Linked DNA regions of Homo sapiens: regions 1 and 3 are each linked to region 2. A link is a contact called in ENCODE Hi-C data. All regions are on one chromosome and are shown on one strand. The core of a region is the stretch at or near the end of the contact, and the rest is flanking DNA. Distances in the headings are between cores, read along the strand shown.

What was found. A loop is a pair of places that touch in the nucleus more often than their neighbours do. Pooled maps may share reads with other maps.
Region 1: a map of B cell shows a loop between it and region 2 (14-fold over the local background). The contact joins the promoter of SRP54-AS1 here to the promoter of SCFD1 in region 2. A Hi-C loop is called at or near these places in 2 of 168 maps with a recorded cell type or tissue (B cell and naive thymus-derived CD4-positive, alpha-beta T cell) and 9 of 50 pooled maps.
Region 3: a map of B cell shows a loop between it and region 2 (30-fold over the local background). The contact joins the promoter of PRORP here to the promoter of SCFD1 in region 2. A Hi-C loop is called at or near these places in 2 of 168 maps with a recorded cell type or tissue (B cell and CD8-positive, alpha-beta T cell) and 9 of 50 pooled maps.

The regions. Positions count from the first base shown.
Region 1 is chr14:34,980,520-34,984,142 of GRCh38, forward strand. It overlaps SRP54-AS1 (SRP54 antisense RNA 1), which reads right to left and starts at 2,047. Exons shown (of 5, transcript NR_151701.1): 1 at 1,905-2,047. SRP54 (signal recognition particle 54) reads left to right here and starts at 2,473. Exons shown (of 16, transcript NM_003136.4): 1 at 2,473-2,696. RefSeq lists a silencer at 444-738 and enhancers at 1,624-1,673, 1,792-2,493, 1,884-1,973, 2,154-2,653, 2,684-2,943.
Region 2 is chr14:30,620,918-30,624,566 of GRCh38, forward strand. It overlaps SCFD1 (sec1 family domain containing 1), which reads left to right and starts at 1,402. Exons shown (of 25, transcript NM_016106.4): 1 at 1,402-1,482. The coding sequence starts at 1,422. RefSeq lists enhancers at 736-1,935, 1,005-1,684.
Region 3 is chr14:35,120,553-35,124,325 of GRCh38, forward strand. It overlaps PRORP (protein only RNase P catalytic subunit), which reads left to right and starts at 2,000. Exons shown (of 8, transcript NM_014672.4): 1 at 2,000-2,083; 2 at 2,400-3,679. The coding sequence starts at 2,694. It overlaps PPP2R3C (protein phosphatase 2 regulatory subunit B''gamma), which reads right to left and starts at 1,438. Exons shown (of 13, transcript NM_017917.4): 1 at 1,350-1,438. The coding sequence starts at 1,407. It overlaps PRORP-PSMA6 (PRORP-PSMA6 readthrough), which reads left to right and starts at 1,287. Exons shown (of 15, transcript NR_182666.1): 1 at 1,287-1,500; 2 at 2,400-3,679. RefSeq lists enhancers at 642-1,841, 1,061-1,980, 1,224-1,353, 1,894-1,973, 1,981-2,900 and 1 more.

The sequences.
Region 1 (3,623 bases), core at 797-3,296, 4.4 Mb after region 2:
GAATCCAGAAGGCAGAGGTTGCAATGAGCTAAGATCGTGCTACTGCACTCCAGCCTGGCGACAGACTGAGAATCCGTCTCAATAAATAAATAAATAAACAAAGCTGTGTATCTGGTTTTCTATACTTTCCAGGTCAAATCTCACTAGCAGATGTTCCTGTTATCTTCAGTTTGACATCTTATCTAAAATGACTCCTAAAATGTGTAATAATGTTAATTATAATATCTAAACCTACTGACTCTAACATCACAAAGAATTTTAAGAGGTCGAGGTTAAAAATCTAAAATTGTAAGTCATCAGCTAACAATGACATTTCAAGTCATGAGCTTGGATAAAAATAACCATGGAAATCACCATTCAGCAAAATACAGGCATAGTGGCCAGGCGTGGTGGCTCACGCCTGCAATCCCAGCACTCTGGGAGGCCCAGGCAGGAAGATCACCTGAGGTCAGCAGTTTGGGACCAGCCTGGGAAACATGGTGAAACTCCGTCTCTACTACAAATACAAAAATGAGCCGGGCGTGGTGGCGGACGCCTGTAATCCCAGCCACTCAAAATCGCTCGAATCAGGGAGGTGGAGGTTGCAGTGAGCTGGATGGCGCCACTGCAGCCCCGCCTGGGCAACAAGAGTGAAACTCTGTCTCAAAAAATAAATACACACACATACACACACACACACACACACACACACACACACACACACACACTCTCGCATACAGGCATAGGATAGTTTGCTATAGTTAACAAACATAAGAATATCCTATTTTCTTGAGCTTTCATCAGGCTTTACTTTGCCAGAATACATCTATCCCATTTTTCAGTAACTAGATCTAGCTACCACATTTCCTCAGTTTTAACGTGTGTGTTTAAAGAGACAGGGTCTTGCGTCGCTCAGGCTGGAGTGAAGCAGCGGGATCAAAGCTCACTGCAGCCTTTTTCTGTCTATAAATCTTCAACACTTGGCTGCGCTGCAATCTCTCTGAGCCTGCCCGATTCGTGAATCATTCTTTGCTCAAAATGTTAAATTTAACTTGGCTAAGGTTTTTCGTTTAACACTTCCTACTAACGCTACAGCCTAAAACCTCTCCTGCAAAATGCTTTTTCAGGTGGCAACGTACCAATTCTAACAAGTTTGTGGGAGTAATGGGGAGGAGGGCTAACCCTCTATTTTCTTTCAGAAAAAGGGTTAGGCACAAGGAGCTCTAAAGGCTTGTCCGAAGTCTGCTGAAAACTCACAAACCACTCAGAACCAGGTTTCCCACACCCAATTAATTCCAAGTGGTACTGTATCCGATTACCCCCATTTTCCAAGAGATAGTTTATTTTTTCCCCTCTTTTCCCCTCCCCACTACACTTTCCACTTAGCCCTTTTTGAACTGCAAAATAACCTCTCAACTCCCCTCACCAGACCATTCTCTACAGAGCAAATTCATCTACGAGATCCAAGACGCAACTCCCACCGCCAGGCGGTCGCCTCAGAAGGGTAAGCAGAAAGCATGCCCACTTGGCCACTTTTACAACTTATTTCTGCTCAGAAATGCACCAACTCAACTACCCGGTAGATAAGGCACCAGCTAGCAGAGACCTCTTGCTCATTTCCTCTTGTACCTTATAAAATGCCCGCTTTTTTGCTCCAAAGACGAAGCGGGCTGGCTTCAGAAATAAAATCCCTCTTCTTGTATACTAGGGCTCGCTCTTGTTAATTGGTGTCTACGTGTGGCGAGCAACTAACTCTCTTTTCCGTTAGAGCACTCAAAGCCCTGGTCAATCTACCCCCCAAGACAGCAGAGACCAGCACAACGATCCCAAGGAAGGCTGTTGGCTTCACCCCGCTTAAGTCCTCAAAGTCAGCGCCTGCAGCATATCCTTGCCCCCACCACCTGCCTCTAGCTCTGGTCACTTACACTTACGGTTAGTTCGCATCCACTGTAACAGCGCCTGGCGGTCGGCAGGAGCCACAGTGCGAAGCGGCCGCAGCATCACTGCCTGCCTCGCAGTGGGAAATTTTACCTTGCTGGAGCAAGCCGCGCAGGCACTGGCTGGCATTGCGCATGCGCAAGCAGAGACCGCCCCACCCTCCGCGGAACAAGCCTCCGGTCTGCAAAGCCCTAAGCCCCGCCCCTCTACGGAGGTCTCACGTGCGCCTGGGGATCCCTGCCTTCAGTCACACCTCTATCTCTCATCTTTCCGCTCTTAGCTGGGAGTGCTCCGCCTAGTCACTTTTCTTAAGGTGGCTCGTCGAGGCCTGACTTCTTCCCCGAAATCACGTCCCTAGACAGCCTCCTATTTTACCACTAACTTTACTCCTGCAGTTATTCAGCGGTAGGAAACTGAAACCAAAAACCAGTGTAAGCAAGTAAACATCTAAACTGTTTCAGGAGCCGCGTAGAAGGAACGCGGCGGTGTGCCCCGGAAGCGGAAGTAGATTCTCCTATAGAAAGGCTGGACTACGCGGAGTGGTGACGTTTCCTCATTGGGCGGAAGGTTCGCTGGCACTCCGTTGGTCTTCCAGCTGGTGGGAGTTGACGACGTGGTGCTGGGCGTTGGGACCCTACTTTATCTAGTTCGGGAAGTTGGGTTGTGGGGTCATACCTGTCTGTCTGCTCCCAGCTTTCTTGGGTTTCTTCCGACGGCGTGGGGCCTCGCTAAGGAATTCCCGGCCCCTCAGGGCCACGGCTTTAGCGGTGTCTTTTGCGGTAAGTGTCTGCTTTTTCCCGCCCCAGACTACGGAGGGGGAGCGAGGGGCAGCCCCAGCGCTGCTCAGGAGGCGAGAGACTCCGGGGGAAGTCGGCCTCCGTGGCCACCGGCCATCGTTACCGAGACTGAGTTTCTGTGGCTCTTTATCTCGTCTTCCATGAGAAGTTTTATTAAAGATGCGCTGTGCCCCTTTTGAGTTGTCTTCCGATTTACCTGAGCCAAATAAGATGTAGGCAGTTGCAGGCCTGAGTCTTCGTTTTGCTTTCCTGAGCAAGAATTTAGATGAAGCTACTTCCCCGAAAATCCTTTTACTTGTACGAGACTTTTATTTTTCCTATGTGTTTGTAGTGCTTAACACAATGTCCTGCGTGTAGTAGACGTTCAATAAACGAATATGGAATATCAGTTGAATGCCAATGATGATTTAAGATAGACTGATAGCTCTCTCTGTACCATTTGACGCTGCTGACCATCCATTTCTTGAAACTTTCCCCTGCTGCCTTTCTTCATGCTATCCTCACCTGATTCTTTCACATGCTTAATTTAACAAAATATATACTTGTTCTTGGCTACAAGGATACAGAAATGAATAACACTAACTCTGCCATTGAGAAGCTAACGCACATAAATACACATTATATCAAGATGGGTAATGAGAAACACTAGTTGCATATAAAGAGCTGTAGAAAGCTGTGGGAGAGCTAAAGTGCTCCTTAGGTGCTTTGTGACCCTGAGCCAGTTTCTATTCCAATCTAGCCTCAATTTCCTCATCTACTTAATAGGCTTGTTTTGAGGAAGAAAGGAGATTAGGTAAGAGGTTTGGTTTGGTTTAGTGCCTAGAATACAGCAATCGTGGTGCCAAAGGGGAGGGAAATATTTCCCTCAAATCGCTTTTTCTCAGTTTTTTGATATGGCCAACTGGTATT
Region 2 (3,649 bases), core at 152-2,651:
CCGCACCCGGCAGAGATTATGTAATAAGATAACCTGTTTTAAATGTCACAAAAATAAATTTTTATTAATGAAAAAAGCCAGTGTTTCACACTATAAAACAATATATAATCGTTAGGCTAACCATTTCATTTATATAATTGTGAAAGTTAAGCTTTTGAGGTACAGAGTGATTTCATTTCAGAATTTGGTGCAACTTCATAATGAAGCGTCATCAATGAACTCGGGAAATGAGGTGTCATTGTGTATCCATTTTGGTCATACAGTAAAATCTATGGATTAAGTTAGAAATCATCTATCCCATATATTTTGCGGTCACGTGGCTTCAAGTGTACATTAAACCGCCAGCACAAGACCAGCCTGGCCAACATGGTGAATCCCCGTCTCTACAAAAAAAAAAAAAAAAAATTTAGCCGGGCGTGGTGACCCCTGCCTATAGTCCCAACTAGTGGGCAGTCTGAGGTGGAAGGATAGTTTGGGAGGATCGCTTGAGTCCGGGAGGTCGAGACTACAGTGAGCCGAGATTCTGCCACTGCACTCCAGCCTGAGCGACAGACAGTGAGATACTATCTCAAAAACAAAACAACAACAAAAACCAGCACATCAGCCTGGCCTGATGGTGTGCCCCTGTAGTCCCTAGCTACTTGGGAGACTGAAGCAGGAGGATCGTTTGACCGTCAGAATTTGAGGCTGCAGTGATCCCTGATTGCGCGCTCCAGCCTAGGCAACACACCCCACTACTGCTTGACTTCCTTCCCACGGCAAGGTGATTTTGCAATTACTACAAGGAAAGAGGAGAAATGCTAATTTCTCATTTTGTACCTCCCTGGATCCCGTGTCCATGCCGGCAGAACGCCACCATAAAGCTACACCTTTTTTTTTAAAGAGATGCGACTGAGAAATATGCCAGATCAGAGTAATGCTCCAATGCTTTCCGTTTCTCTGGAGAAAGGAGCAAAGGGAAGACTCCTGCTGCACTGAGAAACGAGAGCTAACGTTAAAATGTTGCCTGTGTTTCAGGAGCTTCATTTACTTCAGTCCTGTGGTCCTTATACTCCTAGAGCATTATCACCCTTTAAGTGCTCTGTAAGTCACCAAACCAACAGTTCAGTAATTAGGTTCTTAGCACTACACGCTCCTACCCTAACAGCTCAATTTAATGTTGCTACCATTTGAGAGAGTGTGGCTTGATTCGGTAGGATAAAAACTCTTAGTATTCGCCTAACATTACGGGCCACTGAATTAACCTGCACCGGGTCTCCCAGTTCTACCGAGAGTGGAGGTCTTCCTGGAGGAGGTGGGGTCCGGAACTCAGGCACACCCTTTGGCCCCGCCCTTCCGGGCTTTGCTTCCGGGGCGGTAAGGGCAGCCACGTCATCCCCCCGCTCCGCTCCCCAGCCGGGCAGTGGCTCGTGGGAGCCAAGATGGCGGCGGCGGCGGCAGCGACAGCAGCAGCAGCAGCCAGTATTCGGGAAAGGCAGACAGGTACTGACTTATTCTCTTCTCCTTGAAGCTTCGTGACTGCCCCGACGACATCCTTCTCCTCTGGTGCGTGCAGCTCAGAGACCGATCTCCAGGAGTTTAATCCAGTCCCTAGAACATCAAGAGCCCCTCCCCTTTGAGTTTTTGGGGAGAAGTTGCCATTAGCTTGAGGACTCGGTTCCTCCTGTGGTGCAGGAGAAGGAGCTTCAGCGGTGGGCGGATTGCTACGGCCCTGCTCTTGTCTCCTTCCTAGTGGGCATCAGAAGGCCATCACAACAAGATCTAGCAGCTGATAGCTTCTTATCTATGTTGCCACCTATGAGGTCTCCGAGTTTCTGTGCGTGGTTCAGTTCTCCTGGTTTTGATTTTTAAGAGAACTCCCATTTTCTGACACTCAGAGAATTTAGGTATTTTCACAGCGGCTTGCTTTGCGCCACTTCTCTACTTCGGACCAGTCTTTTGGGGGTACCTGCAGAAAAATGCCTGGTGATAAACATTTTCTCCTTCAGCTTGCTGGAAGGCATTGAAGAATGGCAAAACAAATGAATTAATAGCTTTCTCATTTTAATTGTTTGACACATTGTTTTAAAATAATATTTTATCTTCAATAGAGCATGTTTATATAGCTTCTATTTATGCAGAGAAATGTAAAAAGGCACATATTCTTCTCTTGAGTTTTGGGTTTTTTTCCGTCTTAGAAATTAGTTTTGCCTTACTTGAAAACTTCTCATGACAACTTGGTTTATACCTGTTAGCTACAAACTAAAGGTTTATACTTGTTAACTAGTTGTCTTAAAAGTTTTCAAGCAATTTATTCTGAGGAGCTAATAGAAATAAGGCATCAAGAATGTGCATACTTGGAATTCTGTTTCCTGAAATTATGCTCTGTTGGATATAAATATGAATAGGAAAATAAATTTATAATTCATATGACCTACAGAAGGGATTTGGGCTGTACTTGATTCCTTCCTTTGGCATTTAAAGAAAAAGTGATAGACTTCAATTTAGTAATGACACACAAAAGATACTGAGTTGCGTTCTGCTTTTCCCAGTAAATAATTTAGTATAACCTATCAGGTGAAGTCAGGCATAACTAAATATAGGGAAGTTCAAATAAGATTTGGGGCATACCTGCCATTCGTTGTATATGTTTAAACAAATGGAAGCTCCATTTGTTTTAATACTGTGTTTCTGATGACTATACTACATATTAAAATAACGTGTCAGTAAAACTGTACCAATACAAGAGAGCTTTTTGAAAAATAAATTTGCGTGGCCGTAAACTTGTATGCAGAAATTTTGTAGATCATTAAAATCTAATCGTTTGTATTTCTGCAGAAATAAACATAGTAAGATTTTACAGAATTACTAGGTAGTGCTAGATCTATTTTTTATCAAATTTTTACTGTCATTGAATTCTGCCTTATTTTCAGAGGAAGGTAAATCCTTGTATATATATTATAATGCAGAATTAGCTATTTCCCTCATGCCTATGGAGAATGTTTTGGGAGATAACTCACAGTCCTTAAATATTCTAGATACTAGAATATTTGGGTGGATGAGATAATAGTTGGCATTTATTGAGCATTTACTATTGTTAGGCATTGCATTAGGTGATTATGTATTATCTCCATTTTACAGGTGAGGAAAGTAAGATAGAGGTAAACTAACGTGCCTGTTTCTTGCTTTGCCTGCCTGAAAAATCTTTATTGGTCTCCTGAAAAATCTTTATTGATCTTTTGAAGGTCATCCCACAAGCCATCTCCTTTCTTCCTGGTTCACTGTCCCCTCTATCCATACCTTCAGTTCAATAGGTAGAATCAGTTGCCTCCTGCTCCGTGTTACTGTTGTTCTTCATTGAATGCGTCTTCGTTACAGGTTCTTGCACATCTTCCCAGCTTCTCAACATTGCAGGGTCCCATTAGTGTTCTCATCTAGCGCCTTAGCTTTCAGTATTATCTGTATGTTGATGATTCCCAGGTTTATATCCCTAGTCTGGCCGTCCCATCTGAACTCAGTCTACTCCATATCAGTTAATGGCAGTTCCGTCCTTTTAGTTGTTCAGGTCAAAAACCTTGAAGTTTTCTTGACTTGTCTCTTTCATGTCTCATGTAAGATCTTTCAGTAAATCTTGTCAGTTCTACTCTGAAAATACATCCAGGATCTGACT
Region 3 (3,773 bases), core at 750-3,249, 4.5 Mb after region 2:
CTCCTTTCTTAATGAGATATATATTAAAATACAAGTTCATCAGCTTAAAGTAAGAAGCGGGTAGGACAGACTGCAGGTGTAGGAGATGAGAAGAATAGTGTAAAAGAGTGTTGCCTGGGTGCGGCGGCTCACGTCTGTAATAGCAACACTTTGGGAGGTGGAGGTAGGAAGACTGCCTGAGGCCAGGAATTCGAGACCAGCCCAGGCAACATAGCAAGACCTCATCTCCACTAAAAATAAAAAATTAGCCGGGTGTGGTGGCGTGTGCCTGTACTTCTAGCTGCTCAAGAGGCTGGGGTGGGAAGATCCCTTGAGCCCAGGAAATCGAGGTTGCAGCAATACTTCACTGCGCCGCTGCACTCCAGCCTGGGCAACACAGGGAGATCCTGTATCGGAAAAAAAAAAGTGTATTTAGGAAAACACAGATTGGCAGTTTGGGAGATGAAAATTGAATGTAGGAGAATGAACGTCCAGGAAAACACGGTAGACATGACCAAAACACCTTCTTTAGATTAGTGGACTTGTATTAAAAGTGAGATAACTCGGCGGGGCGCGGTGACTCACGTCTGTAATTCCAGCACTTTGGGAGGCCGAGGTGGGCGAATCACAAGGTCAGGAGTTTGAGACCAGCCTGGCCAATATGGCGAAACCCCGTCTCTACTAGAAATACAAAAATTAACCGGCCGTGGTTGCGCGCGCTTATAGTTCCAGCTACTCCAGAGGCTGAGGCAGAAGAACCGCTTGAACCCGGGAGGCAGAGGTTGCAGTGAGCGGAGATGCTGCCACTGCACTCCAGCCAGCCTGGGCGACAGAGCAAGAGACTCCGTCTCAAAAAAAAAAGTGAGACAACTCACCAAGGTTCTGTTTTTCTCCAGCCACTTTCAACAGCCCTTAGTGCGGGTGTGGAATAGGAAAGGTAGATTTAACGAGGTTAGTTAATAAGCAATGTGAAGGAGAAAAATAAAAGGAAAAATGGATTATGAAATATAAAATGGATTACGAGGGAAGCAAAAAGCGTGACAGTAAAAAGGCAGGAGGACAATTATAGGTCCTGGTGGGGTTCAGGCGTTGTTGGAGCCGGGGTTCCAAGTTATTCTTCACAAGTTTAGATTAAGACCATGGAAGTCAGTGACTAAAGCTAAGTTTTTCGTTCCTCTAGATTCTGCCCCAGGAAAGTTTGGGTCAAACCTATCGGGATCCTTAAACCACATTCCACTCCGCCTCCTTTGTCGGGAGGTTTCACAGAAGCGGAAAAGGCGGCTCCCCCTTGCTCCTCCTCCCCACCTCCCCCCTACCTCTAGGAGTTTAGGGCCGGGCCATCCCAACGGGCTGCCCCTCCCAAAACTCACTGTTTGGACAGGTGTTGGGCGTCGCTAGGCGCCGACGAAGAACTTCTTTCCAGTCCATGGCCGACTTCCGCGCAGCAGCTTCTGCATTTGCTGTTTCCTACCTGCTCCACCCCTACCAGCTCAGGCGTCAGCACCGCCAGGCCCCGTAAAGGTTAGGAAGGCCGTCCAACCACCATCTTGATCGAGGGCGGAAGTCTTGGCTAAAGAGGCAAAAACAATTACTGTCACTGCCGCGGAGAATACCGCTACCACGCTGACTGGGGGAAAAAACTATGAAAGAGATGGAAAATGGTTCTCCTTCAGAGGCGACCCAAGCTCACCAAGCCGGATTTTAAAGGCCACGATAAGCCCGCGTTTTCCTTTATCGTGTGCCTTTGGCGCGTGCGCACCACGTGACCCAGGAGTTCATTAGTTCCGGCTTGAGGGAAGCGCCTTCTTTCACAATTTCTTTTCATTGTTCATTGCGGATATCTGGAAGCCTTCCAGGTCCCCTGAATGTAGTAGACACTTCAGCAGCCGTCTCCTACCCCTTTTGCCACTAAATGCTTCAAAACTGCCTTTTTTCCTCGCCGCCGGGCCAGGCGGAACGCCTAAGTCCGGGTCAGTCTCGTCCGTCGGTCGGGGCTGGCGCGGTGCATCGTGGGCACTGTAGTTTCCGCCGCGTTTATGGCCGCGTTAAGTCTGAGTGCCGCTTTGAGTTGTTGAATGAAGTGAACTTCATTTGTCAGCGTTCGGTACGCAGTCTAGGCAGCGCCCTTCCTGTACCTCTCTTCCTTTCCTGAGTCGTTGGCGCAGCTGACTCGCCACCTCCTCCCTCCTCGTCCCCCCACCGGAGGAGTTTTGCGGTCTGTAGAGAGCTATGCAGGGTGAGGGCCCCTAGACTTCGGCTTTCGCCGCTGTTGGTGGTAGGCTGGAGTTGGGGGTCCCTGGATACGGTTTTGGCTTTACACCCCCTTTCCAGCAAGCTTCCCGTGGGAATCTGTTCCTTTTCAGGACAGCTGTGATCCACGTGAGTAAAACTGGGCGTTCCGTCTTGTGCTTTTTCCTCAGGTTCATGAACTGGAATGTAAGAGGCACCAGAGGATTCCTGCTCTGTCCCCTGGTTTGCGGCTTGCGACGTTGGACATCCCCGGATTGTTGTTTAATAGAGAAAACTCACCTGCCTTCTTGCTTTTAAGTAGCCCCAAAAGCAGAACCTTGATTTGTCTGTAAGGAAGAAACACAAACCTTTTAAAAAGTTCCACTTCGACTCTGCACCGCCGACCCCCAATCTCTTTAATTTTGCCATAGAAGAGGGGTTTTTTCAACATCTCTCTCACTATCTGGTGCTGATCTCACTGCATAATGACTTTCTATTTGTTTGGTATTCGAAGCTTTCCGAAGCTTTGGAAGAGCCCATACCTTGGGCTAGGCCCAGGGCACTCTTATGTCTCGCTGTTTCTGGCAGACCGCTGTGGCATCAGGAACCAGCAGAGGTTGTTTTCTCTTAAAACAATGTCTCCACAGAATACCAAAGCAACGAATCTGATTGCCAAGGCCAGATATCTCAGGAAAGATGAGGGCAGTAATAAGCAAGTTTATTCTGTTCCTCATTTTTTTTTAGCTGGAGCAGCTAAGGAGAGATCACAGATGAATTCTCAAACTGAAGATCATGCCTTGGCACCTGTGAGGAACACTATTCAACTCCCAACACAACCTTTGAATTCAGAGGAGTGGGATAAACTTAAGGAAGATTTAAAAGAAAACACCGGAAAGACCAGTTTCGAAAGTTGGATCATTTCACAGATGGCTGGCTGTCATAGCTCTATAGATGTGGCTAAATCTCTGCTGGCATGGGTAGCAGCCAAAAATAATGGTATTGTAAGTTACGATTTACTGGTCAAGTATTTGTATCTCTGTGTCTTTCATATGCAGACATCTGAAGTTATTGATGTCTTTGAAATTATGAAAGCCAGATATAAGACTTTAGAACCTAGAGGTTACAGTCTTCTCATCCGGGGATTGATCCATTCAGACAGATGGAGAGAAGCATTGTTGCTGTTAGAGGACATCAAAAAAGTTATAACTCCTTCAAAAAAGAACTATAATGACTGTATCCAGGGAGCTCTCCTTCATCAAGATGTAAACACAGCTTGGAATTTATATCAGGAATTGCTAGGTCATGATATTGTTCCTATGTTGGAAACTTTAAAAGCTTTCTTTGATTTTGGAAAAGACATAAAGGATGATAACTATTCAAATAAACTACTAGATATTCTTTCATATCTAAGAAATAATCAGCTGTATCCAGGGGAGTCATTTGCACACAGTATAAAAACATGGTTTGAGAGGTAATTTTGGTTTTTTTATATGTATGTTTTTATTCTTTAATTTTTTTTTTTTTTGAGACAGGGTCTTGCTCTGTTGCCCAGACTGGAGTGCAGT